Linked DNA regions of Homo sapiens: region 1 is linked to region 2. A link is an interaction called in ENCODE POLR2A ChIA-PET data of the cell type or tissue named here. Cell type or tissue: PC-9. All regions are shown on one strand. Each heading gives the region's core, and the rest is flanking DNA. Links, peaks and the distances in the headings are about the cores only.

Region 1 (11,281 bases), core at 4,976-7,475, 54 kb before region 2:
CTGCTGAGGAGAACTGTGGCTACCTTTGCCAGAATGAAAGGCTTACAAAACACACCAAACAAATAGAACCCACTTCAGAAACAAACAATTAAGAAACAAGTTGAATGCATGAAGAAACAGAACTTAATGCTTGTGAAAAGGAAGTTTGTAAAAGGGATGCTTTGCCTGGGAGTGTCCCAAAGAGGAAAAATGTAGAGAATTTTTTCCCCATAGGACGCACTTAGCATGACAGCCCATAGGATGTGTTTTTTTGTTGGCTTTTTTTTTTTTTTTGAGACGGAGTCTCACTCACTCTGTCACCCAGGCTGGAGCACAGTGGCGCGATCTTGGCTCACTGCTGCAACCTCCGCCTCCTGGGTTCAAGCATTTCCCCTGCCTCAGCCTCCCAAGTAGTTGGGACTAAAGGTGCATGCCACCATGCCTGGCTAATTTTTTTGTATTTTAGTAGAGTTGGGGATTCACCATGTTGCCCAGGCTGGTCTTGAACTCCTGAGCTCAGGCAATCTGCCCACCTTGGTCTCCCAAAGTGCTGGGATTACAGGCGTGACCCACCGCGCCTGGCCAGGACGTGGTTTTATAGACAGACCAGTTTCTGGTTTGGTCTCTTTCCTTTCAGTTTCCTAACCTTCTGTATTTCTCTTATGCCCTAATATGGCTCTAAACCAGGGGTCAATCGGGCCCACTATATGTTTTTATTAATACAGCTTTCCTGGCAAGCAGTAAAGACATTGGTCTACGTGTGGTCTGTCTGCTTTGGGCTATAACAGCCAAGTTGAGTAGCTGCCTTAGAGACCATATGATCCACAAGGCTGAAAATATTTACTCTCTGGCCATTTACAGGAAAAGTTAGCTGATCCCTGCACTGTGTGTTTGTCATTTTCTGGCTTAAACACTAGAGGCACACAAGTATCAAGCTCTGGCAGCACCTGCGTCAATCCCCTTCTGGTTCTAGAACCCTGATTTCCTTTTGGGGAAGCACCACCCACAGTGGATGATCTTGGTGAGACTGCCAACCAGGAGGCGGGCATGTGACCCCAGCCCTGTGTCAGACTCTTCCCTGGACTGTGGCTGGCCAGTGGAGTGGGGTGAAATTGACTTGTCCTGGGGGCAACAGCTCCTTGAAGACATTGTGGCCTGTTCCTGCAGTCTGCAGTCCAGGCCAGCCCTGATTCCAGTCCCTTCCCTACACTCCTCATTCTCCAACAGGTGTGGGAACCACCTGTTTTCCCTCTATGACATGTTTTTTTTTTTCTTGTTTAAGTAAGTGAGAACTTGTTTCTGTTGCTTATAACCAAAGAAGCCTAATCAATGTCAACAGACTCTCAATGGTCCCTTGCCACCTGTGCGTCAGGTCCACACTCAGACCAGCTATGCTGACTCTCCCTGACTTGGTCCTGTCCTCTCTCTCCTCTCCTCCCCTCCTCCTGTCCCTCTGCTTCTCCTCTAAGGACCCCTCCTACCAATGCTCCGTACTCTGATGATGTGCCACCGTCCTGCACAGAGCTCTGCTTTTGCCCATGGTGTTCTCTCTGTTGTTTGGAATGCCTGCCTCTCTTTCCAACAGAGGAACCTGGTATTCATCATTCAAAACACAGTTCAAAATATCTCTGTCTCTGTGCAGCCTTCCCCAGGATTCCCAGGCAGAGTTAATGGCCCCTTCCTTGAAGCTCCCATAGTACTTTGAGCCTCTTTATCCTAAAGCATTCCAGTTGCTCTGTTAAAATGTTGAGTTTACAGGGCTGTTTTCCTCCAGCTTTCTGTGAGCTCCTTGCCATAAGGGAATAGTTTTATTTATCTGTACCCCTGGAGCATAGCAAGATTGTTGAATGTTAGAAGAATGAACCCCTTATGTTTACCATTATTGTTGTTTTTGACTGTTAAGTTATAATCTCGGTCCTAGCCCAGTAGTTTTCCAACCCAACTCAGTGTCTAATTGCCCTTTCTTCTCCCACTCTGACTTTATTCCCTGGCTTCAGATACTGGCCTCTGGGCTTGGTCCATTCAAGCCCCAGAAACAGTTTTGTACCAGCTCTTTGGAGCTCATGGCTAGAGCCCTGCTTCCTGATACTAGACAGGACAACATCCACCCCTCAAAGCCCTCAAGGGAGGCATGAACCTTCCAGATGTTTCCTGCCCTCTTGAATTGCTTTCCTGGCCTTCTCGCTTCTGATCTACCCTTGTCCACACCTGGATCCAGTAATCCTTGAGTGGCTTATCTTGCTGCTGACCTCTTGCCAGGCACCCTCTGGCAGGAGGTTGGTTTTGCTTCAGTGGCACACACAGCCAGGGCAGAAGTGTGTGCTAAAGGCCATTGTGATCCTCTTACTGGAAGGAGAGTCTTTAATTCTTTCTCTTTACAGAGAGGGAAGTACTCCTTTGGGGAGCACACAGCTGACAAGCTTTAGTAGGACGGTTAAAGCTCAAATCCCAGTGTGTCTGGTGCAGCTCCTTTCTCCTGGGCTGCATGTATGGGGCCATCTTGGAATCTGGAACTCTTAGTAAAGCAGGATCACCTAGAAGAGATAAGCATTGTGAAGCTGTGCAGGCTCCTTGGGGAGGAAGATAAATCACTCTCTGACCCATTTCCCATTGCTGCCTACTTTCATGGTGGGCCAGAGTTTTCAGAGCGCATGATCCTGTCTGGACGCCAGAGTCTTCAACATTAATACTAGTGAATTCTCTCCAAAGCTCTTATGCCAGAATGGCTCCTGGAATGTGCAAAACATCCCACATCCTGATCCTGCTGCCTGGGTTGTGAAAGGTACTTGGTTTCTCTCCAGTTGGTGGAGTCATCCAAAGAAGCAGATTGTCCTACACCCAGCCCTGGTACCTCCAAACACAGAAGCCTAATTATGCCCAAATAAGGCTTAATTCTCAAGAGAAAGGTTTGTTTCTGGATTTCTGAGCTCATTTCAGAAGGCAATTGGCAGACAACTGGTTCCTGCTGCCAGGAACTCCTCCAGGAACCATGAGGTCAAAGTGCAGCCTTCCCCAGAATTCCCAGGCAGAGTTAACGGCCCCTTCCTTGAAGCTCCCGTAGTACTTTGAGCCTCTTTATCCTAAAGCACTCCAGACACATCTGGTGAGTGAGAAGTGAATTTGGTGTAGAGGATGAACAAACATCCCAAAGTGTTCAGGACAGGTCTACGCTGTCAAACAGGCTGCTGGATTGTTTCTGCAAAGTTTCGGAAAGTCCTTAAATTCTGAAACTTCTAGTCCACAAACTGCATCTCCAAGACTGTCTCTTACACTCAGAATGCACAGAATCTTTGCCTGACCACCTGCCTTGTATTGGACTTGACCACTGAAGCCTGTGGTCCTGGTGTCCTTGCCAGAGTAAAGTGCAGTCTGAGCTCAGCCTCCAGGAGCCCTCTCCTCCTGGAGCCCCATTCTGCCCCGGACTTGGCCAGCTTATTTCCCTTGCTCTATGAGGCTGCCATGATGGCATCAGAAAACATAAACAATGAGTGAGATGCTGTCTGCAATCCAGCTCCTGCACCCAGCTCTGAGTTCCTGGCAGAATCCAGCCCATACGTTACCTTTTCTGTCACTGGCCTTTTCTCCCATTTCAGTAACTTAACTCTAGAGCTCAAGAGACTCCTGGAACTTAAAATAAAATATCTAAGGGAGCAAAAAGCAGCAACCAATCATCCCAAGCAAAGCTGGCTTCCTGTCTGTGTGGGCCTGGGGCCCAGGGATACTGTAAGACATAGACTTGGGTTTGAAGAGAGTAACTGAAATATTAACACCCATACTCAGCAATGATATTACTCTGGGATATTATAATCTCTCACACTTGCTGTGTTCATGCACGTGTGTGTACGGTGACAGAGTGAGAGCACAAAATGAGTTTCAAAGAAACCTATCCCCAGATACTGATGACCTGATGCTGAGTACTAACTCTAACATTTGTCCCCTCTGAGTACACAAATAATGGATAACAGTACATTCAACCCCATGGGGAAACACTAGGCTTTGGGTGACTGCTGGGAGTGTTAAATTTGCTTTAAAGGATTTTATGGATTCCACAGTTACCTCCTGGTTAGCAGAGCTGATGGAGGTGAACACTAGCACAAGTAACCCAAAGCCAGTGGATAATCCCTAAATCATTACCATCTGTTTTGAAATGTACCATTTGATCATTCCTGGGAGCTGATTTGCCTTCCTAATTATGTTCTCCTTGGGCTGATGTTAAACTAACATTTCTTTCCAATAAAAATAAAACCGGCTCTTAATACTTTGTTAAATCCACTGCATATGATAACAAGACCTTGAAAAAAAAATAAAAAGGAGGCAATAAAAGACCAAAAGACAAAGAAGAAAAAGGAGGAAGGAGCCTCGTCTTTGCTTCTTATTGATTTTTCTTGCAACAGCTCATGAAGGAATTAAAAGTAGAGCCAGATCTCAGGATCTAAGCCTCCTGCATGTTCTCTACTCAGAGGAAAAAACTGCTTTCCCACCTCTAACTTGTGTATGGATACCTGTGCGTGTACACACGGCAGAGTGGCTGAGCCAGGCTCCATGCGGCTCCGTGCGTGGGATGCTGTTGACTTTCACAGTTCTAACCTGTTTCCCCTGGAGCTCCCTAACTCCTTTTAGCCCTGGTTCTTGGTCCTAATCAGTACTTCTTCCATCTGTTATTATTTTTAATGCTTCATTTGTTCAAATGGCTAATACTTGTATACGGTATGAAAGTCAAAATATACATGGAGTCGGTCTCCCTCCCCCACCCCGTAGCCCCACTTGTTCCTCTCTGGTGGCGGCAGCTGTTACCAACGCAGCACTTTCTGCAAGTGTGTCTGGGGGCTCTGGGGGGACCAGCTCTTCTTGCTGCCCGTTGGAGTCAGCTGCTTGGGTCCAGTCCTCACAGTCACTGAGCTCTGATGTCGTGCATCCCCTTGGCATCTGAACAAGAGCTTCGAGCACACCTGTCCTCTTGGGCCTTCTGTGCCTGAGGAAAGGCACGTTCTGGCTTTGCTTCCAGCAGCCCCAATGCTGCTCCCACTCCAAGGCTGCCGCTTCTCCCTTCTCCTCTGCTCTGTGACCTCCAGTTCATGACCCCAAAGGCCTTGTCCTAGCCTCTGTCCCCTCCACTCTCATAGCAGTGTAGACTACAAGTGTGCCTCAATTTTCCCTCTGGAACTCTTAGTCCCAGGCTCAGCCCTGGCCACCTGATCCTCCTGCCACCTCTCTGAGTGTCCCTCTCCATCCCTGCTGCGTCATGCTAACTTCCTCCACGCATGCTCCAGGCATTTCTCTTCCCCTCTCTGGTTTCATTCATGCACTCCTCATCTCCATTGTGGAGGCGATGCTCAGATCCGGAACTCTACAATCGACCCTTTTGTCAAACTCCAGACTTTATTTGCAACTCTTAGGGACAGTGCCACCAGATTGTCCCTGGCCAGATGTTGTCTAAGAGTTTAAATCCCAGCTTGTGTTCTCTCTGACACTATCCCCTCCTCTGAAGTTTAGGATTTCTAAACATAGTTTCATCATTCCTCCAGTTACCTTTACCCCTCCACACATTTCCCTCTTCCCCAGGACTGCTCATTTCTTCCTTCACACTTCCTGCCATAACCTCCCTTTTATTTCAATCCCTACGGCGACCATCTCATGCCGAGACCTTTCTGGGCCAGCATGTGAATGATGTCAGAAACCTCTTACTGGTTTTTCTTTAGCTCTCTGCCTCTCTCCTCGGGTTACTTGACAGATCATCTTCGAGACAAAGTCCCCCAGTAGGGTTTTCTCAGGCCCTTCCCCTAAACAGGGTTTTGGTTTTTGTAGCCTTGATGAGCTGTTATGAAACAGACAAGGTTCTAAAAATCCATACCTATCCTGGCTTTCTGGTCTCAACTACTAAAACAAAATACTTGTATATACGTTTCTTGAAAACCACATTGCTGAAAGAAAACAATTATTTAGCCTGACATGACATCCAATTCAATCTCAAACAGCTCCCGATTTACCTTTTCCACATGTCTGCTGTCTGATTTTGGTTTTACCATGCAGGGATTATAGCGTAGTTTCTGAGACAAAGAACCCTGGACTCATTCTGCCCAACTTTGCATCCCAGATCTTCCAAATACCTGCTGTGTCACCTTGCAAAAGTTTTAAAAAACCCTTCCAAACTTTAATTTGTACACGTGTTAATTTAAAATGGTAATGATGACACCTATGAGGCAGGAAAATAGAGTCTGGAGGCGGGGAACCTAAGTCTGTTTCACATGGACTTCCTTGAACTAAATTGAAAGGAATTACTGTCACACCTAAGTATCAAAAGGACCAGAGGCTACTACTTTTGCAAACCCCCCACCTTTTTACCTAGCAGATGGGAAATTGGCTGTCCGCAACCAATCAGACTGATTGCAGGCGGAATCTTCGTTTGGATAGAAGTGCAACTTTGTAAGTTCACCTTAGCCTCTGATTGGTTTGCACAGGAATGTGACCTTTGTAACTTCACTTCAGCCTCTGATAGGTTGCTTTCTGCAACCAATCAGACCGATTGCAGGCCACCACTTCATTTACATGAGGTGAGCATGAAGTGGCCAATGGGAAGCCTCTCAGAGGTATTTGGATCCGAGAAGATCCTGTATCTGGGCCCTTGAGCTGTCACTCAGGCCTGCTCCCGCACACTCCCGCACTGTGGAGTGTACTTTCGTTTTCAATAAATTCCTGCTTCTGTTCTTTCATTGCTTCATTCTTTCCTTGCTTTATTGTGCAATTTGCCCAATTCTTTGTTCAAAACACCAAGAACCTGGACAACTTGCAGTCAAGACCCTCTACCAGTAATACCTATATTATAAATTATGCTGTGGATTAAATGAAATAATCAATATAAAATGTTTATCAGTTGCCTGGCATATAATAGTGCCAAATTAGTGTTCACTCTCAGTGTCACCTTTCCAAATATGAACCTCTGGTTAAGACAGAGCGACATACCCACTATCTGTCAAATAATGCCTTGTACATTCTTTCTTTTTTGGTTTTATTTGTGGTTCTTGGTCTATCTGAAAATCTGATCCCCACCTTTTTTTTTTTTTTTTTTGAGACAGGGTCTTGCTCTGTTGCCCAGGCTGGACTGCAGTGACTCCACCATAGCTCACTGCAGCCTCTTACTCTTGAGCTCAAGGGATCCTTCTGTCTCAGCCTCCCAAGTAGCTAGAATTATAGGTGCATACCACTGTGACCATATATCTATATATCTATATCTATATATCTATATCTATATCTATATCTATATCTATATCTATGTCTATATTAGAGTCAGTGTCTCACTTTGTTTCCCAGGCTGCTCTCGAACTCCTAGGCTCATGTGATCCTCCTGCCTTGGCTTCCTAAAGTGTTGGGATTATAGATGTGAGCCATCATGCCTGGCCTCTCTTTTTAAAGTCCAAATTATATTTAGACTTCATGAAACCTTTCTCTGATTCCCACTCCAGTGGAACAGCTCTGTATGGAATGGTAGTGGTGAAAAGGTGTCCTCATACCATTGTCCAAACCTATAGAATGTACAACAAAAGGAGTGAGCCCCAGTGTTAACTGTGAGCTTTCGTTCACAATAATGCACTGCCTTTCCTCCACCCTCTCCTGTCCAGTGCGCCCGAGGGAGGTGGGTGTGGAGGAATTGGAGTTTTTGGTAGCATGCACTGCAGCACTGCTTCTAGCAAATGCTGACCCTCCTGCACTCTGGCTCTGGCCCTGGTGTCTCCACAGCAATCATTGCAGTGAAGTTCTAGAGTTCTGCACAGGAGAAGGAATAAGAGGACAGGAAGAAGAGAGAGGGTAGAATGGAAGACTCCCACTTAAATCCTAACTTGTATGTCTGGCCTTGCATCCCCACCATCTCAGGGCCAATTGAGAACACCATGCTTGTCAGCAGGATGGAGGCTGAGCCCTCACCAGCTGTGGCCTCTTTTTTTTAAGGAAAAAAAAAGAGAGATAAAAATGCTGTGTCCAGAGGACAGGGTGGAGGAAAAAAAGGACAAAAATAAATAAAACATCAAATATGAAGATTCTCAGAGATAATGCATTTATAAACACAGAAACAGTTACAACAAAGACAGCCATGATGAGTGGGTATATACATATGTATACATGTATATGTGCAAATCCTTGTCCAGCAACCAACCAAGGCATCTAGGGAGCTAAGGCCAGTCTTTGCATTTGCCCTGAAGGCTCCCTTCTCCACAGCACCCCTCGTTTTGGGGTTTCATGAAGAACATAAAGCTCCATCTCTCCATTCTGCCCTGCTGGGAGCACCTGCCCCTGGGCCCTGGGTCCTGGACCCCTCCCTGCCCTCGGGATGGGTGTGGATGGAGGCCAAGTCAGAGCAGCTTAGCCCACGCATCCTGGTGGTCCCCATGCTGTTCACGGGGCTGACCCCTGCCAGTCCAGTCCCCTCAGGCTTTCTTGGGGCTACAGCCTGATCGGCTCTGAACCTCCCCATCTGGCTTCCCATGATTGTCTTTGCTCCTCCCTCTGCCTCACAAGTCCTGCAGGTGGTTCGTGACCTCTCCAAGAAGATGGTGTTGGCCTAACGAGAGGGAGGTAGAAGGTGATGGAAGTGGCAGTGTGGTTTCTAATCTCCCATCCCCCACCCCAACCCCTGCCCACACAGAGGGCCAAAAGAAGCAGCAATGCTGGAATCAGGGTTGCCTGAGATAAATGAACCTTAGGCCCTCTTCCCTACGGAGAATGATGACCATCAGAAAGATGGAATGACTTACGAGAGTGAAGGGAACTGTGGCAAAAGGAAATGGACAGAGCCTTGGGTTCCTGGATTCAGATCTCAGCTCTATCACAAACTTATTATATGACCATGGGTGTACCCTGCTTTATACAATAAGAGGGCTTCTGGAAAATGTTGACATCATATTATAAAGGTGCCAATGTGCTCACTAACATCCTACTGGAAGTTAGAGATGCTGATGTGCTCCAAGCCCCACACCAAGGTAAGCCCCACAGGTCCCACATTCCTCCAAGACCTTTGCCAACAGCTGCTACCCCTCCAGTACCTCTGTATTCACTCAGGGCCAAGCCCTACCACTGCTCCAACTGCCAGGGGGCTTCCCACCTCCAGCAGCACACACAGATCCAGGCCAGGGATGGTCCATGTGCATGTGCCCCCGGGATGTGAGAAGGCCTTCACATACCCTCTAGCTCACTGCCTCACACACAGCAGCACAGCAGACACTAGCCCTCCAAGTGCCACAGCTATCATCCAGCATGCATGGATGTGGCCTCATAGAGGGGCACCTGTCTACCTGTCTATGCTACAGTGAAGCACACCAAGGAGGACACCCAACTCTCTGCAGTTGGGCCTGTCCGTCTGAAACATCCCTTAGGAAACACAGGCACAAACACAGCCCTCCTGATCTCCAGCAGCATGGGCAGGTGGCAGTGACAGCAGCGGTGGCTCAGGCCCAGGTCCAGGCCTCCCAGACATAGCAGTAGCAGCCTTAGCCACCACCCATCCAGTCCCCTGCAGTATCCTCCCAGGATAGGGACAGCAATCAACCTTCCATCCCAGAGTCCCTTGACTTGACTCCCAGCAAGGTAGAGGGGCATCATAAGGACATCTGTTTCACTGTCACCACCGGCATCCTCCAGATGAGCACCTGGCCAGCTGCTCGTTGCTGGAAAGAGGAGAAAGAAGTTCTAGTCTCTTCTTTCTCCAGCATCTCTTGCTGGGAAAAGTCCTCTCCCTCCTTGACAGGTGCTGGCTCCATCCTTGGGCTTGAGGCATGGTCTTCCTTTAAAGGGTTCCAGCCTCATCCTCATTCTCTACCCTTCTCCAAAAGGAACATCAGCCCTCCTGGCTGGCCCAGGAGCACCGGGATGGTGGTGTCATCGAGCAACCTCCCTGCCCAAGCAAAGCTTTAAAACTGGGGCTTGGTGCTCCAGGGAGGAATTTGCTGTGACTTCATAGAAAAGTCAAGTGTTAGCACTGACCCCCTACCCCCTCTTCCTCAAGGTTTGGGCCTATGGAGGACTAGCGGCTGGCCTTCCCCGATATCAGACAGAAGGAAACCCTAATGCAGCCAGCTTCCTCTTCTGCTCTTGCCTACAAAAGAACAGAGGTTTCTCATGTGCCCCAACCCCGGGACCCATTTTCTTCCCCTCACAATCTCCCCTTACTTCCTACCTGCTCTGGAAGAAGGAGATTTGGGTGGGGAATAGATCTCCTTTTTATCTGTAAAGGGACAAGGGCTATGATATGGTTCCCAAGGGGCCAAGATTCCCAGGGTGGTCAAGGGTGTCTTAGAAGTGTGGGTTATGGTTTTCCTTGGATCCTCCCTCTCCCTTTTCTGCCAGCCAAGACCTTCTCATCTCAATATCCCCCGCCCAGCCCCCAAGGAGCTGAGGGAGTTTTATGTACTCCATGAAACCCCAGAAAAGGGGCTGCTGTGGAGAAGGGAGCCTTCAGGACAAATACAAAGACTGGCCTTAGCTCCCTAGATGCCATAGTTGGTTGCTGGGCAAGGATTTCTACATATATATGTGTACATATGTATATACCCACTCATCATGGCTGTCTTTGTTGTAACCATTTCTGTGTTTATAAATGCATTATCTCTGAGAATCTTCATATTTGATGTTTTATTTATTTTTGTCTTTTTTTCTCCACCCTGTCCTCTAGACACAGCATTTTTATTTCTCTTTTTTCCCTTAAAAAAAAGGCAGATTTCAGAGAACAGCCCAAATGAAAAAAAAAAGCAAAAAAAAAAAAGCAAGAAACCAGTTGTTATAAGGCAATTTAAAAATGAAGGGAAAGAATTTACACACAAACCGAGGGGTGATTTTAGAATATCGTATGGAAATAAATTTGTGCAGAAGAAAAATGTATAGTATATCAATTTTGCCTCATCAATCGTAACAAATATACCACACCAGTGCAAGATGTTAATAATAGGATGGACAAGGAGGGGTATATGGAAGCTGTCTGTACTTTTCACTCAATTTTTCTGTAAACCTAAAACTGCTCTAAAAAACAACGTCGATTAAAAACAAAGATCTGACTTGTCTCCATGTGAGCTCCTCCAAGGCAGGGATTATTTTTACTCATTTCTTTATCTTCAGCCTGAGGCTGGTCTGGCTTGAGGATACATAAAGGACACCCTTCATCACATCATGTTGTGAATTCTTCTACTGTCTTTTAATCCTACAGTCAAGAGACAACGTAGTGTTTTTGTTTTGTTTTGTTTTTGTTTTTGTTTAATAAAAGCATGAAATTAGAAAGTCTGGGTTTAAACCCTGGCTTCTTTTTATTTGCCTAGTTATG
Region 2 (11,281 bases), core at 3,547-6,046:
CCCTGGGAGTTCTCAGAACTTGAATCTTGGTCAGAGGCTCCGGGACAGTCTCCTTCTGCACCCCAGCCCTGTGTCTTTCCCAGCCCTATCCTTCACTTCTCCAACCAGGACCCTGTCTGTCTTGTGCTGTTTCCCTGACCTCTAACTGTTCCCATCAGTGCCTAGGAGGTGGGTGAAGACTGGCAGAGATGGTTTTCCTGTGCCATCTCAGTCATCAGCTCAAGGGCCTGCAATGGAATGACAGTTCAATTTGCACCAGAGCATCCCTGGGCTAGTGAGGGCTGGGATGGCTTCCCTGCTTTGAGCCACAGTGGTACTGGGATTGCAGATCTGTTGTTCTGCCTGGAAAATGGGGAGGCAGAGGGAGGGAGATGACAGCTGTGCTCCCTGGCAAGGGAAGGGGCTGGTCAGAGGGGACTCCCCTGGCCACATACCAGACACTTTCTCAACTGTTTTGCTGAACTGGTAGCATTTTGGCTGGGCAGGAGCCTGAGACAGGCAACAAGGCCAAGGGCGTAATAACATGGCCTTTCTCAGAGCAGCCTGGGTGTTCAGACAGGCCGCCCTGCCCCCGTCTCATTTGTATTTCCATCCTTCACATCTTCTTCCATTCCCCGCCCCTCCTCCACCTTCAGAACCCTCAGGGCCCAGTACCCCTTCCTGTTTCATTTTGCTTTCTTTGCTCCATCCCCAGAAGAGCCTGTTCTCTTCGAGGCCTGTGACCCGCCCCAAAACACATCCTCAGGTACCTCAGGACACAGGGCTCTGAGTAATTTAACGACATTCCAGGTATAAAATTGCAGCGAGACTTGATTCATTGTAACCATTTCTGGAATGCAATAAATGCCATTGTTCCATTTTATAGTGGGACACCAGAGATTTCAGTAGTAGCTCCCAACCTTGCCATTCCCAAGGAGATTTGTGTCATTGTCCCCTTAGGGATCCCATGTCTACCAAGCAAGATATGTTTGTCAAGTAAAGGGCTATCTTCACAGGCTTTATTTGTAAAAAGTGTGAACAAATAACCTCACTCACTTTTGGTACCATGGCCAGCAGCCAGCCACGCAACTCTGGTAACTCAGCTGAGTTCCAAGCTTCCACCAGACAGGTATACTCTGTCACCTGTACACAATCAGAGCCTCTGACCAGGTGAAAAACCCAGGTTCCCATGGAAAGGACACAACTGTCATCAAAAGCAAAGACTCCTGTAATTTCTCTCACCAGCTGTGGAACCTTTCACAGTAGGCAGGTGGCTCTGTCAGGCTTTTTGCAAACAGTGCCAGGGACCTTCTTGCTGCCTTTATAGTCCCCGAGGTGTAAGGAATCCTCGGTTAGGGGCCACTGTGTCTGCAGTGAAGAGACCATCACTAGGGAAAAAAACAGAAGCCCAGCATTCTGCCTTCACAGTGTCTTGCCTCATGGTAGCACACTAAAAGCCCTGTCCATTTCTCCAAAGAGAATATCTAGAAGTATATATGTGTGTGTGAGAAAGACAGAGAGAGCTGCTGGGGTGGAGGGCAGGGAGTTGAGAGTAGGGTAGGACAGGGCTGGGGCCCTGACCATCTCATCTAGAGGTCCTGGGTGACGTGCCTCTCCTGAACACATCATCCTCTCTCTCAGGTCAGGTCCTTGCTGGGTAGCTCCTGTCTCTTTCCTGTTCCCTTTGCACTGGGGAGGCTGGATCAAATCAGGGCACGTCTGTGGCCACATACTATTGACAGGTGGGCCAACTGCATGACCTCATCTTCAGCAAGTTCTAAATCAGCTGAGCTGAATGGCCACCGACAGCCCAGTGTCTGTGGGTGTGGGGCTTAAGTCTTGCTGAGAGTCTACCCTGTTTTTGATCCTAAGCCTGCCTGCTGCTAAGTGGTCCCATCTTCTCTGCAGGGCTTTGTTGATGCTGTCTTGACCCCTCCTGCTCCCCCACTCCCACTCCCTAGCCAGCACCTTGTGCCTGACGCTGACTCATGCGGCACTACCTCTGCCGGGTGAACCTTGCTTCCTTCTCGCTCCTGTTGTGCCGGCCCCAGTGCTGGGCTCCTCCACTGGGAAGCCTTACTGATCAGGAAGAACACAATTAGGCTCTGTTAAGGAACTTTAAACAAGCATTCTCATCTGCTGGCTGTGCATTGAGGAAGGGAAAGGGGAACCTGGGCCCCTGTGCTTGAACTTGCTCCTGTGGGCATTCTGCCTTCAGGTGAGCCCATCTCCAGGAAGTCCTTCAGGACCCCTCCGAGCTGCCCCAGGCCTGACCTGCTAAGAAGGAGCTGGTCCCACCACTGGCCTTCCCTGGTTCTTTTTGCTGAGTTGCTCACAGCAGGGAGGAGGCCAGCACCCCTGAGGTCCTGACATCAGGCCTCTGGGAGCAGCCATAAAGATCAGCACCCCACAGAGCCGCATCCTCCACTGTTGGCCAGTCTGCAGGGTCCTAGTCTGTGGATTTCTATGGGGTAGTGGGATGCCAGCAGAAATCCTGGGCCCAGAGAGTGACAGTGCGTATCTCACATCTGCCTTTAGGTTAGCTCTGTAGTGATTGGGAAGATGGTCTCCAATGCCCTAAACTCTTTGGAAAGGACACAGCGTTGGCATTCCTCCACACACCTCGAGGATGAAGATGCAGGAGTGAAAGATATTTCCAGCCTGATGCTCTGATATTCCCAATATGTACCTTTCAAGGCCCTGAACAAGTCTTTTCCTCTGTGAATCATGGGAGGGTCTCTCTGGGCCCAGCAGAACGAGGCCCCACACCCTGACTTCCCCACTATGATGCTTGTGGGGCCTGCTGAGCATCTGTGTGGCCTCCCTGACCACAGGAGCTGCAAAGAAAGGGTCAAGTTCAATGCATTTCAAGTACCCAACTCACTCATGATGGATACCATTAATGTTTGACCCATGAATTAATGAATATGTTAATGAAATGTCTATATCTCACCTCTAGACTATATCTTGCTCCCAGGGTAAGCTGTCACCATTTTATGTATTTGACTGGATGGTTTCCATAGGAGGCATATTTAAATATTTAAAATTCTTAACCTTTTTTCATGCCGTGACACACATGATAGATGACATTCAAATGTGTGGCACACTCTAGTCCAAACCCCTGTGGCCTGCTGTGACTCCATTCTACTTACTTCTTAAAAGCTGACTGATGGCAAGTGAGTGAGGCCAATGTTGCTGCAAGAATGACCTTTCAACTCTTCCAAGTTAAAATCAGAGGAAATCAATCACTACTAAAGTATGCAAATGTTTTGCTACTGGTAATGACACAAAAACTACAACTAATCACAACACGCCACTTCATGGTGATGACACTGTTGTGTTTTGTCTGTAAGGTGAAGGTAGTAGTTAACTGCTAATTGGAAACCAAGAGACTCTTCTCCCTTTTTCCAGATTCGGCCATAAGCAAAAGCTTAAATTCTTGGATGAGGGGAATGAATACTGGGAATCCACAGTGGGGCTACAAACCACCATTATTACAAGGTACTTGGAGGCAGGAATGGGAGGGGAGGATGGGTGGGGAGATGGTGGGAGGGAGGACAGGTAGGAGGATGGGTGGGAGGAGAGATCGGAGAAGAGATGGAAAAATAGATGGCAGGACAGGAGTGAGGGCAGGTGGGAGGATGGATGGGAGGACAGGCGGGACGATGGGTTAGAGGATGGGTAAGAGAATGAGTGAGAGGAGAGAAGGGAGGGCAGGTGGGAGGACGGATGAGAGGATGAGTATGAGGATGGTGGAAGGATGGGCGCAAAGATGGGTGAGAGGACAGATAAGAAGACTGGTGGGAGACTAGATGGAAGGATGAGTGGGGGATGGGTGGGAGGACAGATGAAAAGATGAGTGGGAGGGTAAAGAATTTCTAGAAGACTCAACATACTGGCAGAATCATCTATGCCATTCAACCAAGAGTTATTGAGGCTTCCTGAATTTATATGCTTCCCTTTTTCACCTGCTCTGAAGAGAGGACCAGCCAGGGTAAGCCCTATTTTTTAGTTGTGATGGTGCAGAAAACCTTCCCCAAATACATGCAGAGCACACTCCACAGCAGTGAGCCTCTAAGTAAAAAGTCCTGGGAGGACTGTCTCCATTTGACCAACAGCAGGGGAGCAAATTCAGAAGTGACCAAGCCGTGGCCAGGTCACTCTACCATCATCCTCAACTGCAGGCTGCAAATTTCCTTGGAATGGGGAGGCGGGAGATCAGGTGTGCTGTGGTCCCAGGTGAGGTCTGCCCTGCCGGACTTTACTTTCCCCTCCAGGGAGCCAGGCAAGCTCGGAGGATACCTCCTCTGGGAGTGGGAGTGGACGTGGACTTGTCCCTCCATCACCAAGTGAAGAAGAACTCTGGGCTTGACCTCAGCCCTGTCTGTGCTGTTTTCTCGATCTATCTGTCTTTGTACCCCGGTCCCGAAAAGGAGAAAAGATTTGGGGCTTCAAGTAAGTGAAAGATGACTTTCTTGAAAGTGTCAGTGGTTGCTAAGACACGAGTGGGATAGGAAATGGAAACCATCAAATCACTCCTAAAAATAACCCAATGGACTGAGTTTACTTGTGACCTGCAGCAGCTGCATGGCACAAACCTCATTGAGCACCAAGCAGAAAGGAGACCACTTGCTCAGCCCATGCATGAGCCTCAGCTCTGACTATGCAGCCTGTTCCTGGGAAGTGTCCTTTATGCAGACACTTTATAAATGTTCCCAGCCCTTCACAGCCCTGGTTTCCCCTTCCCCGCCTGGGGCACTATCACAATGACACTGTGGCACTCGGATGACCAACAGCCCAGCTGCTGCCTCTTCCCCCTCTCCCTGCTGAAGAATTGGCTGTCCACATGGGAGGGGCTGGAGGGCCTGCTCCTGGCAGCTCTATTGTTGGGAGAGTGAGCCACTGTCTACATAGCAGGAGGTGAGAGCCTGTCTAGGTGACTCAGACATAATCAGACACTAGGACAAAAGAGTTAGTTTCCTTTTGGACAGCTGAGGTGGCATGTCCACCACCTGCATCAGTAGGAAAGGAGGAGAGGGTATCAAAGAGCAGAGGGGAGAGGGAAAAACAAAATCAAACCCTTTTAGTGACACTAATGCACTGAGGTGGCCAGGACTCTACTCCCTCTTAGTTATTTCCTTTTTATAAGGGAAGGCAATTTTCAAGTATAAAGACAGAGGCTGTCTCTATCATAGGCAAAATGATAAAGTTCATTTTGTCACCAAGTCAAGAACACCTTCTGGACTCTTTTACTCTTCAAAAGGCACCATATCTGAGCTTCCCTCTAGGTTTCCTATATTTAAGCTACTTAGAATAAAGAGAAAGTCTAAATGCAGGACTGCCATGTAGAGTTGCGCAGGTTATTCACTGCACAAAGGTACTTGGACAAGAGGATGAGCTGGGGGTGACAAAGCCCATCATTCAGCAAACTACGCACTTGGTGTGGGGCTACCTCATTCTGTAGGAAGGGGCATCTTTCTTAAACCATACAGAGGCACCATATGGGTTGGCAGAGGCCCTGTCTGAAAGTAACGCAAATAAGTAGGAAGGTTATTTGGGAGTCAGCTAAGAGGCTTGGGATCTAGTTTCATCTTGGTTCTTTAAATCATCTTGGGCAGATTACTTAGCCATTCTGCATGTATATTTCTTCACCTTCATGGCATAAAAGGAGCTTATAGTTCCTGTCCTCTCCCTAGTACAGGGCTTCTGTGATGAATAAATAAAGCTTCAGCTGGTTGCTTAGTTCAGGTGCTTGGCGTATGGAGCTGATGTGGCTCAGACAAACCATTAACCTTCTTTACCATGAGTCGCACTGCCCTAGGAAGAGCCCAGCCCTGCGGCTCATAGGGGGACCTTCAGTCACGAGAGCTCTGCAGGACACTGGGATTTGATCACAACGCTGCAAGAACCAGGGCATTAAGAGCTCATGCAAGAGTCAAGGGATGGGGAGAGTGAGAAACTGTTCAGACAGTGACAAAGGCATCCCCACTGAATGCTGGGAACTGCCAGCCAGACGGTAGCAGATGGGTAGAGGCCTCCAGCCTTTTCTGCAGCAATGATGTAGTTTGGCCCCTTGAAGTGTTATGATGACAGTTTTTATTTATTTTTTGGGGGGTGGGTGGTGAAGATCAGAGCTGGGAGCCGCATCTCCTTTCTGGGCCTAGAAGACATTTCAGCCACTAGGCTCCAGGGCCTGTTATCTAGGGAAGCTGAGCTACCATGGCAACCTCTGGCCAAGTTTTCCTATTCTGGTTTCAGGGGACAGCAGCACTGGGACTTGGGGGTGTGGGTGTTGCAGTGGCAGGATTAGGCTTTGTGAATGACTCATCTGGAAACACAGCTGGTTTTTGATGGGGAGGGGACCTTTTGTTGAGGGAGCTGCTGGCTCCAGCAAGGGGCCCTGACTTGGCTCCGTGGCCCAGCACTCACCTCTCCACCCAATTCTTGTAGCTGGGGATGTCCTTGGCATACAGCAGCTTGTTGGAGGGCGAGTCCTTGCCCAGCCGGTGCTCTGACGTGGAGCAAGAGTCCATGAAGGTCTGAGCCACCACAGAGAGGCAGGCGTCTGTGATGCTGTTCTTATGGATGTCAAACACAAACTGCGGGTTCTTGATCATGTTGACCCAAAACCTCAGGGGCAGGCTGCGTGGAAGGAAGAGGCAGATGGTCAGGAAAGACGGGGCAGTGGGGCTGTGGTGTGGGTAGGAGGGGTCTCTGGAGAAGGAGAGAAGCCTGGGGAACTAATAGAACTTAAGAGCCTTCTCTATGCTGCGGATGGGATGTGCCAGGGAAGGGAGGTGAGGCAGGTCTGCAGGGCCCCAATTTACCTTCCAGGAAACTGAGGACTGGCAAGGCTGAATAATTCATCCAGAGATATAATGTTGGTAGGTACTTGAGAGGACTTGATACCCAGCCTTGATGGCAGGGCTCATCATCTTCCCTTTGGTCTAAAAGGCAGCCATGATGTATGCTATAAAGCGGAATTTCTAACTCTCTGTCTGTCTGCTCCTAAGCCTGGTACAAGAGCATCTAGTTGGCAAACTGTAAGGAATTGCTTGGAATCTAGGCTTTGTATCTGACTCTCTGCCATCTACTGTATGACTTGGCAGAAGTCACACCCTTCCTCCCTGCCTGGGCCTCTCAGCCTACTCCTACTGGGGCTGAGAAGTACAGTGTAGCTGACTGATTTTTCATTTCTAAGCTGGCACGCTTGAAAACCCACATTCACCCACCTCATGGGCCCCATCGTATTCCCTCCTTCCCCTCCAGTTGGCACCTCCTGCCCACCAGGAACTGTGCTTGCAACTGGGGATACAGTGATGAATGAGACACATCCTCTGCTCTCAAGAAGCCTGCATTCTGGTGGGTTCATGGAAAGGCAGACATGAAATCAACTACATGCCGGGAGGACTGTTGGTGCTAGGACCAGGGATGTGTAGGGTCCAGCATGGGACCAAGGGAAGCATCAAGCCTACCCAGAGGGCAGTGTCCAGAATGCCTTCACAAAGGGGGCACTTGATGGTGGGAGTTTTAAAACTTGTGTAAGTCTTTCCTTTCCTTTCTTTCTTTTTCTTTCTTTCAATGGAGTTTTGCTCTGTCACCCAAGCGGGAGTGCAGTGGGGCGATCTCAGCTCATTGCAACCTCTGCCTCCTGGGTTCAAGCGATTCTTCTGCCTCAGCCTCCTGAGTAGCTGGGACTACAAGCAGCCATCACCACACTCAGCTAATTTTTATATTTTTAGTATAGATGGGGTTTCATCATGTTGGCCAGGCTGATCTTGAACTCCTGATCTCAGTTGATCTGCCCACCTCTGCATCCCAAAGTGTTGAGAATACAAGGCGTGAGCCACTGTGCCTGGCCTGTGTGTTTCTTAGCAGGGTGAGGCCTGGAGGAAGGTGGTGGAGGATGGGCTGCAGACAGGAAATCTGCATTAACAAAGACAAAGAGGGAAAAGTGTGCCCTGCAGTCTGCTATTGTAAGCCTGTTGCTTATAATGTCCCAATCCTGGGACCTTCTGCCCCTTTTGGCTGTAGCCATCCCTGCAGGCTATAATCCTACGGCTTCCAACCAGCCTGCTTGGACGCAGGTGGGAAAGAGGGCTAGGCACCATGCAAGGGATTGCTTACTTCTTTCCTCTGCTCCCACCTCTGCCTCCTGCCATTTCCCCTGATGTTTTATTGTTTTGGTGGTTGTTCTCACTGATGGTAATAGTTAGAATATTCATTATGTGTTTGGCTTGCTCGTTAGAACTTAAATTCTTTGAATTACATCATTTCAATAGAACCAGTACAATATTTCTATACTTGCTCTATCTCCCAGCAGCCAGCATGTACAAATAACAAATGCTATTAATACAGGAAAACCTAATGTTCAAGACTGCCAATCAGTCGACAAGGATCTATTAAGTTCCTACAAAGTGTGCAGGGCGGGACTCAGGCAGGCAGCATTGAGGTCTGAAAATGTTTGGCGGTGTTTGCTTCATCCCTGGAAATCCCTAATAGGAAATAATGGGATGGCACCCAGGAAAGCTCAGACAGCCACAACACCCAGGTGAAAGTAGGGGTCATTCCAGCTGCCCAGCCTTCCTGACAGCTGGGCTCAGAGCCCTGAATGCAGGACTCACGACTTCCAGCTAACGAAATCTCTGTTTACATCTTCCTGTTGTTCCACAAGTTACACCAAGGATAGGGACTCTGGGAGTCCACATTTGCTCTGCCGGTTGTTTCTTCCCTATGCTTCCCGGTCCTCAAGCCAGTTTTGCTGACAGGCACAGCAAACAGGGAAGCCACAGCACCCACCTGAGGTTCCCGCCTAATGAAATATTAGCATATTATTAACATTAGTGGTGGCACTAATCTCTGGTTGATTGCAGCCACTCAGGCTAAATGAGCAGGAGGTTTATTTAAAAGAGAAGAGGTAGGGAACTGTGGAAGAAGGGGGTGGGGAGAGGGTGGGTTACACCTTGGGCCAGGAATAAAAAAATAATCACTTTTCCATCAGAGACAATTAACTCCAAGTCAATATGCAGATCTTAAAATTCCCAGACTGTGTCTTCCTCAGCATAGCAATAGATCAAGTCAGGGTTGGGGGAAAGTGTCCTCAGGGTTGGGGGAAACTGTCTACTTTCTGGGATTTCCTTTGCTCAGACCTGAGTACTTGGAAGAGCTGGCATCCAAGAAGATTTGGCTCCACTCCAAGGACATTATGGCACCCCTGGAGGTGGCCTTGCCCCAGCAGGAGGGATGGGGTGAAAACAAATGGTTTAGATACCATTGTAGGTGATATTCTTGCACTGTGCTACTAAAAGCAGGTAGAAATGTTTAGAAAGACCCAACTTTCTCCAGCTAGGACCGAGAGAAGTTCTGGGCAGAGCATTTTTTTTTAAAAATTTCCTGAAGGCTGCTAACATTCAATGGAGGCAGTAAGTAGGAAGACTCACTAACAGAAGCAGATTGGTAGGCTGGGGACATGCCCCACTGAACAGCTCCCAGTAGTCACGCCACAAAGTCTAGAAGAGTTAAACGCATCTTACCTAAAGGCAGGTCCTGGGAGATATCAGACCCAGCACAGCTTTAAAAGGAGGAAATCGCATCACAAAGTTTTGCTACACTGAGTGAGCAATCTAGATTTTTGAGTCTTATTTCAGAAAGGTTGGAAGAACCCCAGAACGAAGGTCTTCTCTCACTAGGAGTTAATATGGGAGCAAACCCCATGCTTTGGTTCTGTGGTCTCAACCTTGGTTCCTACCTGGTTTTTCATATTCAGCAGGGATAGTCTCTTCTCCCGGTGAAGAGGATGAGGAGCCAGAGTATACTACATTGAATACAGTTTTGGTACCAAAGCCTGACTTCTGCCTTCATCTGTGCATTGCTTTGGGGCCCAGGGCTAGGTGCCAGGGTGCTTCGCTGAGCCCTAATGCTTTGCCCATCCTAGCAGTTGTTGGTGCGGGCAACAGGCCCACACTGCCTCAGAAGAATGATCTGGGGAAGAAGATCTGGAAAAGCTACAGGGAGGCAGTTCTGGAAGCAATGGGACAAAGGATAAGCCAGCTTTGCCTCAGGTAGAGCTCTCAACCAGAGACCACCTTGGCTCTGCATCTCATCAATAATTATTGAGACCCAGCTTTATGCAAGCTTCCGTACTAAGTGCTGAATACTGATGTGCGATCTTGAAATTTCAACCTGAAATACAAATTACTCACAAGTGAAAGGAAGGATGATCCATGTTAAAAGGAGAGAGGGGATCATAGGGGAGAACACCTAGAGTGTCAATTAGTACTTGGAGAATCCTGTTGTCTCAAAGGAAGACATAGTGGTTAAGGGCAGGTCTCTTCACCACACAGAGCTTGGAAAAGAGAAGAGAGCAATTGCTTGAATAGAATAGGAATGCCCTTTGTTCACCTGGCTGGTTCCTAAGTGTGTTTCAAAACTGCTTGCAAGTCACTGTTAGACATTGCCCTTCTAAGATCTGGTTGCACACGACACATCCTCCATCTTCCATAGCATTTGTCCCACACCAGCAGACTTCCTTGCCTCTCACCCTCATCTGTCAGTTCATTGAGGGCAGGGGCCATGTCTGATTAGCCCCGTGTCTAGCATAATCACAGGCACCCAGGAGGTACTTGGATGGGAGAGTGTCCTGGCCGTGACATTTGGCATATTTTTCTTGCTTCTTCAGCTGGTTCAATAAATGTTTGTTAACTGACTAAGTGATAGGAAAGAAAGATGCACAGACAGATTTGACTAGAGGGAAGTAAGAGAGGGAGTGAGCACAAAAATCTAGGAAGAGTGGATGGGGAGGACCAGAGAATGTGCCTGCTCAGAGTCCCTGCTGATGAAAACAGGCTCTGGCCAGCCCTTCTCCTGGAGGCCCAGAGTCCCACCACCATTAACTTGAGGCTGGGTGGGCTCAGGGCTCCCGATGTGCCCCCTGCCCTCCCTTCACTCACCAATTGCTCTTCCAGGTATGGCGGACGTGCGGGTCATGAATGCCATGTTTATCAGCCTGCTCATCCAGGAAGTCAAACATGTACTTGATGGCCAGGGGCAGGGCAGAGCCACGGTGTGCCGTGCTGAAGATGGTCTCAAAGAGGTCATCCACAAACTTCTGCAGTGTGCCCTGGAGAGGCAGGATACGTCCAGACACAGCTCGACTCACGTAGTTCTGAGGATGGCTTTTAAAACCTGCCTCACAGACCTAGGCAGGGGAGGATGGTATACAGCCCACCCTACTTGGGTAAAATTGGGTAAGTCCATGCATTAAATCATTTTTTCCCATTTCATCTGTCTCTAACAGCTTTAA

Evidence for each region. Peaks named below come from ENCODE experiments on the same cell type or tissue, not always from the same donor. Only the 100,000 strongest peaks of a DNase experiment are listed, where the experiment ranks them.
Region 1: POLR2A ChIA-PET joins it to region 2 with 8 read pairs; 2 of 35 experiments call an interaction of 5 or more read pairs at or near these places.

What each region holds. Positions count from the first base shown.
Region 1 is chr7:132,078,479-132,089,759 of GRCh38, forward strand. It overlaps the pseudogene LOC100533635. Among named protein-coding and RNA genes, the nearest start is that of PLXNA4-AS2, 180 kb to the right of the region's middle. In PC-9, for the core only: no CTCF peak of the experiment used is centred there; no DNase peak of the experiment used is centred there.
Region 2 is chr7:132,134,191-132,145,471 of GRCh38, forward strand. PLXNA4 (plexin A4) reads right to left here. Exons shown (of 32, transcript NM_020911.2): 29 at 10,929-11,098; 30 at 6,409-6,621. Among named protein-coding and RNA genes, the nearest start is that of PLXNA4-AS2, 120 kb to the right of the region's middle. RefSeq lists an enhancer at 500-1,000 and a silencer at 5,446-5,646. In PC-9, for the core only: no CTCF peak of the experiment used is centred there; a DNase peak (open chromatin) is centred at 4,841.